2 separate regions of the Homo sapiens genome follow, and region 2 is linked to region 1. A link is a contact called in ENCODE Hi-C data. All regions are on one chromosome and are shown on one strand. The core of a region is the stretch at or near the end of the contact, and the rest is flanking DNA. Distances in the headings are between cores, read along the strand shown.

Region 1 (2,997 bases), core at 178-2,677:
TATTCTCTCTACTTTGAAATGTACTTGAAATTTTTAATAACAAAGTTAAAATAAATGTAATATTATGTGTTTCCTAATTCTGATACTATCATACTTGCCCAATTTTGTGTGTGTGTGTGTGTGTGTGTGTGTGTGTGTGTGTGTGTGTAAGACAGGGTCTTGCTTTGTTGCCCAGGCTGGAGTACAGTGGTATGATTACTGCTCACTGAAGCCTTGACCTCCCAGGCTCCAGCAGTCCTCCTAATTCAGCCTTCCAAGTAGCTGGGACTACAGGCACATGGCACAATATCAGGCTAATTTTTGTAATTTTTTGTAGATTTGTGGTCTCCCTATGTTGCCTAGGCTGGTCCCAAACTCCTGGGCCCAAGCGATCCGCCCACCTTGGCCTTTCCCAATTCTTACAGCAAAAAAGAGTATACAGTTGATATGAACCATTCTCTGAACATCATTTGTTTTTACTGTACCTGCTTCTGTCATAATGAACAAGAAGTGTGAAGGATATTTATCTGTCCATAGCAGCAGATGACAATGTTTTATGCTGAACTACAGCGGACAGGTGATGTGCAAATATATGAAACTCTCAAATATATAACTGGCTCTGCTTCTTAGAAGCTTGTAGACTTGAAGTAAGCAACCTACCCGCTCTAGGCTTTTTCTGTGAAAAGGGCTATAATTGGATCTACTTCCAGGCTATTGTTAGGATTTAGGACATAATGCATACAAATCACTCGGCTCATTGCCTGAAACATAGTGAGAACCCAATAAACATCATAGCACCCAAAAAACATAAATACCTTTTAGCAGCAGTCAAAAAAGGTAAAACATTTGTGTTCTACCTCACAAGGAGTTTCCACACTGTAGCTGGGAAACAAATCACCCCTTAATAAGGTTAAGCTATACAGTATAGCTCAGTTTTCATCTTTCACGTCTCAAACAGAAACATCATGTGGATCTTTCACTCAAACCAAATGGAAGTTGTTTTCCTTTCCACAACAATATGAATTCCCTTGGTTAGACAGTAAGAAGGTCACTGGACAATTTCTGAACTGTGAATAAGCAAATACAAAGAGAAGGAAAAAAGCTGGGTTTGTTGAGCAGGCATTGCTCATTCCAGACTGATGACACAACTTTTGGTTAAGGATAGTGAAGATAGAGAAAGCAGTTGCACTGACATTTCAACACATTCCTTTAGCCATGGTAATTAACGCCTCAACTTCTGGATTCAGGGAACGGCCCTCTCTCTGCTGAGGACATTCATTTCAAAGGTGTGCTTTTAAGTGAATTGAAAAGGACCCTAAAGAGAAAGGCTGCCTTTCATATCTCGTCTCTCTCTTCAGTGAATCTGGACACAGTGCTTTCATCTTCTCATTGCCCAGCTTAGGTCCCCTTTTGTTTTGTGGTGCCCTGTTACGTTGCTTTGTTTTGGTTTCTCTGGGAGGCCTGCCAACCCTAGCCTCAGAGAAGGCTCGAAATGATGAGATCAAATGTTTTGAGACAGTGTTACATTTCCTTTTTTTCCCCAAGCTTTTCTTTGTTTAGCTCTATGCCTCCTGTCATCTTAAATCTTCTCTTCCTTATGTAGTGCCTCTATAGCCAAAGAGATTGCTAAGTCACAGAATCACGTACTTTGAAGTAATTTCTTGAGAGTAATGAAACTCAGCTACCTGACAGAAAAATCCCCTTTATGATAACTCCAACCCATGCTTATGCTCAAATATGACTTGCACACACTTCATACAGGGGAGTTCCTTGCACCAATACTAGTTTTTAAATGTAGTTTTTAGAACGTTCTTCCTTATGGTTTTAGAACTGTAATTAATCTTAATTCTAGTTAATGGAGTTAAACAGAAGGAATCATATCCCCTCCTCTCCCACCTGTTTTCTCTTTTTCAGATTTAGAATCTCATTTTCTAAACATTATGTAGAAATTAAGATGTAGAAGGGGAGGGTGATCATAAAAATATACAGACAGGCTTTACAGAATTCATTCCTTCATTCAAAAAATAATTCAAAGTACGAGCCAGGGGATTCTAAGTTTTGAAGTGAGGAGTAACTTGATCTATAGAAGGAATTGAAACAAAAACTGCATGAATAGACTTTTGAGTCAGGGAGGGTCTTCCCAGATGAAGCTGGGTTTTGTAGACTTAGGGACATTTTTCCAAAAATAATAAAAAAACAGGGAGGAGTTTTAAGCAGCAATGTCATAGGGTTTCAAGACATTTTGCCATTATGGCTACCCTCTTCTGGACAGACTGTAGTTATTCACCATTCTGTTTCAGGTGCACAGCGCTAACCATACCATCCAGACAGGGGCTGGTGAGTCCACAGTAGGCTGAGCCATCACCTCCTTTGTTCTGGACATTAGATTGATGCATCCTAATGATGTATTTACTTGGATGGTCACTTTGTCATTCTGTTTTGTATCAGATAGATCTGGTGGTCGACTAAAATCAATACCTGGTTTGGGTTGGATTTTTGATGCTAGATATGCTATACAGAAGCTGGACCACAAAGGAAACTCACGTCAACTTGAGATGCCCAGCATTAAGTTTCTCTTCTCTTTCTGCATCTAATTGAGCCTATATGATGAGAGTTTTGCTTTTGTTCTGGTTTTTCTCTTTTCTTCTATAATTTTTTTCTAATGATGACAGCAAACTTGGAAAATACAGAAAAACAAAGTGAAGCAAGTAAAAATAATTGAAATAAGCATAGATAACCATTGTTATCACTGCTATTGACATCTTTCACTAAGTATCATTTTCCATGGTTGAAATCATACTGTCATGTAGTTTTATATAGCCTGTTTTATAACTATTATTATTAGGTCACAAGAATTTATTTTCCAGCATATTAAATGGTTTTCATATGTGCTTCTTATTTGAGGACATTGAATTTCCTGGTTTTTTACTTTATAAAAGAATATTTTCAAAGAATACCTTTATATTTAAATATTTACTTGCATTTCAGAGTATTTCCTTAGATTAGCACTCTAGAAAC
Region 2 (2,997 bases), core at 498-2,997, 420 kb after region 1:
TGATAGTTTTAACAGGTTTATATTTCCATGTCAAAGAGACAATTAACATTGCAGTAAAAAAATAATTACCCCTCCGCTGGCCTTTGCTTTTTGAAGCTATATATTCCTGGCGAAGCATACCACAAGGACGGTCATAAAAGTGAAGCCTCATTAAATTACTTTTAGACTTATTACACAAGTTTTAATTAGCATTGTACATATTTTAACTGTACATATATTCTTTCAGTTTTCCTGGTTATAGGAAATTACACTGGCTGTGTCAACATTTGTCAATGTGAGGACAAAACTACCTTGGATTCTGTTTTTCAAGAAGTAGGCCTCATTTTTAAACTGTGCTAACTGTCGTCTGAGATGACTAAAATACTATCAGTTGGGATTTCTCAGGAACAGTTCTACAGTTCTGTCGTTTGCTAAACATACGAGCATTGTCCCGAGCAGTTTCAATCACTCAGGCCGCCGGACCTCTACCTCTAACTCACAAAGAAAGCCCATTTCCCTGTTGGCTGCAAAACTCCCCCAAGAAGCAAGTGCTTGCTCCTCGCAGCAGTAACTGATCCTACGATCCTTGTTAGCATTTCAGGAAGTCGCTGCCTGCGTGCCCCGTATCTCACGGGTCCTCCACTCTCCTGGAAGGTGGGAGAGGGTGACCCCGCCGGGAGGCTGGGGAGAAAAAAGGCCGCCTCCAGAAAACTTAGATGGTTAGCAATAATTCTCCCCAAGGAGAAAGAAAGTGTGCTTGAAATACACCTTTCCTACTGTGTGTGTGTGTGTGTGTGTGTGTGTGTGTGTGTGTGTGTGTGTGTCTTAGTCATTCCCACCCAGGATATTCGGGACTCACTGACTTCTGAGGTGGGTTTAGAAGCTCTGTTCGCCTCAGTTTCCCACGATTGAGGGGCTGTGTGAAGGGAGGTCCAGGTTCAATGGTACTGCGAGAACCACATGTCTAAGTCGTTGTAACCCGAATGGGGAAGCCTCCACCGGCGGTTATCTCCTCCTCCTCCTAGCCTGGGCTAGAGACGAATTATCTGTTTACGAAATCACACCAAACAAAACAAGTGCCGAATGCGCCCCGGACTTTTCGAGGGCCTTTCCTACCTGGTCTTCTAGGAAGCGGCTGCTGCCCTAGACGCTGGCTCCTCAGTAGCATCAGCACGAGGGCCACAGCGGCGGGCGCCCCTGGCGCTGCCCACTCCCCCGTGAGCCGCGGGATGTGAACCACGAAAACCCTCACTCGCGGCGGGCCGCACGCGCGCCGAATCCGGAGGGTCACCAAGAACCTGCGCACCATGTTCTCGCCGCCTCCAGGGCCGAGCTCGGCAGCCGCTGCGCCGCCCTTTGGCACCAGAGGTGAGCAGCGCCACTCCTGCCCCCTTAACTGCAGACTGGGACCCACGCACCGCCCCCTGCCCATCTCCGCCCCGCAGGCGCGCACCCGCCTTCCCTGAGCGCGCCCGCCCCCCACCTTCACCCCCACCCCCACCCCACCCCCACTCCCACCCGGACCTCCAAGATCTCGGAACGGCTCTGAGCCCTGCGCACGCGGGAAGGGCTGCCGGAGGCGCCCGTAGGGAGGCGCGCGCGCGGGCGGCTCAGGGCCCGCGTTCCTCTCCCTCCCGCCTACCGCCACTTTCCCGCCCTGTGTGCGCCCCCACCCCCACCACCATCTTCCCACCCTCAGCGCGGGCGCCCCGCGGTGACGGCCCAGGGGCCGGACGCCTGGAACGCAACTCCAGGCAGCTCGCCCCCTAGCTACATCCGTCACCTGACACGGCCCTACCAGGAACAGCCGCGCTCCCGCGGATTCTGGTGCTGCTCGCGTCCCCGCTCCCCTATTCCCCTTATTTTATTCCTGGCTCCCCTCGTCGAAAGTCTTCCATTCTTCAAACTAGATTATTTAAAAATGAAAAAGGAAGAAAGGAAAGCGAGGTCATCTCATTGCTCTATCCGCCAATCAGGAGGCTGAATGTCAGTTTTGAACTAAAAGCCGCTCCGCTCCTCTTCTAGATTTGGAAAACAAGCGAAATTAAACTAAACCGCTGCACGCCTCTGACGCGACATCTGGACACGGCGCGGCGCTGGCGCTGCCGGAGCTGTCGACCCGGCCTGGCGCCGGACTAGGTAGGTGGAGTCGCACCCGGGGGTCCCAGCTGGGTCCGGGCGCCCATTCCCCTCCCAGCTGCCCGCGTCGCCGAGGGCGCCTGGCTGGGACAAGCACCGAGTCCTTTGTGTCTAGCCCATTTTTATTTTCGGTTTTAACCTTCACGACAGCCGCGGAGCATCTGAGCGCTTCTTCCTCTTTCCTCTTCCCCCGCGCTCCCCTCCCCTGCTGGCCGCTCCCCTCCTGTCGCCGCGTCCTCGCGTAGAATGGTTGTCTTGGCGACCGTTGGCCGCTGCCGCCTCCACGCTCTGCCCCGCGCCCAGACACCCCGACTCCCCTTGATCCCGCCGCCTGACTCCTCGGCGTACGTTCTCTCTCCGGTCTCCCCCTCCATGTCCCCTCCTCCCCTTTTCTTCCACATCACCGATCCTTTCTGGACTCTCTCCCTTCCTCCTTTCCAGCTGGGAGACAGGAAAAGCGGTCCTGTTTGGGAACAGTAAAAGCAGGGCAAGGAAAGGAAGGAGCGGCAGAAAGGAGGGGTGAGTCGAGGACACAGGGGCAGCCGGAGAATGCGGAGGAGCCGGGTCCTGAGCGCGGTCTAAGCGAGGCTCGGCTCTCGTCCAGGAACTCGGACGCGGGCTCGCCGGCTCTCCGCGCGCGGGAAGTCGAGCCCAGGACGCCGCCTTCAGGCCGGCGCGCTGACCCGGTGCCCCGACCCGGAGCCTGCGGTCTGCCTGGATCCGTCCTAAACCTCGCGGGCTGGACCCGCGGCCTGAGTGGGTGGGTGTGTGCCAGAGGATTCGGGACTAGGCCCAGCTCCGGGAACCTGGAAATGTGGCCCGCTTCTCAGTGGCTTCCTGTTCATGCGCTTGGGCCTAGTGGCCTAGTTGAAGAAGTGG

What was found. A loop is a pair of places that touch in the nucleus more often than their neighbours do. Pooled maps may share reads with other maps.
Region 2: a map of naive thymus-derived CD4-positive, alpha-beta T cell shows a loop between it and region 1 (3-fold over the local background). The contact joins the promoter of CDKN2B-AS1 here to the enhancer-like site in region 1. A Hi-C loop is called at or near these places in 2 of 168 maps with a recorded cell type or tissue (Calu3 and naive thymus-derived CD4-positive, alpha-beta T cell) and 8 of 50 pooled maps.

The regions. Positions count from the first base shown.
Region 1 is chr9:21,575,329-21,578,325 of GRCh38, forward strand. No RefSeq gene overlaps it. Among named protein-coding and RNA genes, the nearest start is that of MIR31HG, 17 kb to the left of the region's middle. RefSeq lists a silencer at 1,652-1,701. Within about 2 kb of position 1,428, at least 10 of the 41 ENCODE cell types and tissues checked have a DNase peak (open chromatin) inside an H3K27ac peak, as active enhancers do.
Region 2 is chr9:21,993,044-21,996,040 of GRCh38, forward strand. It overlaps CDKN2B-AS1 (CDKN2B and CDKN2A antisense cis and trans regulatory RNA 1), which reads left to right and starts at 1,748. Exons shown (of 19, transcript NR_003529.4): 1 at 1,748-2,118. It overlaps LOC124902130 (a long non-coding RNA gene), which reads right to left and starts at 985. Exons shown (of 2, transcript XR_007061436.1): 1 at 843-985. It also overlaps a transcript of CDKN2A not described here. RefSeq lists silencers at 1,422-1,681, 2,002-2,201.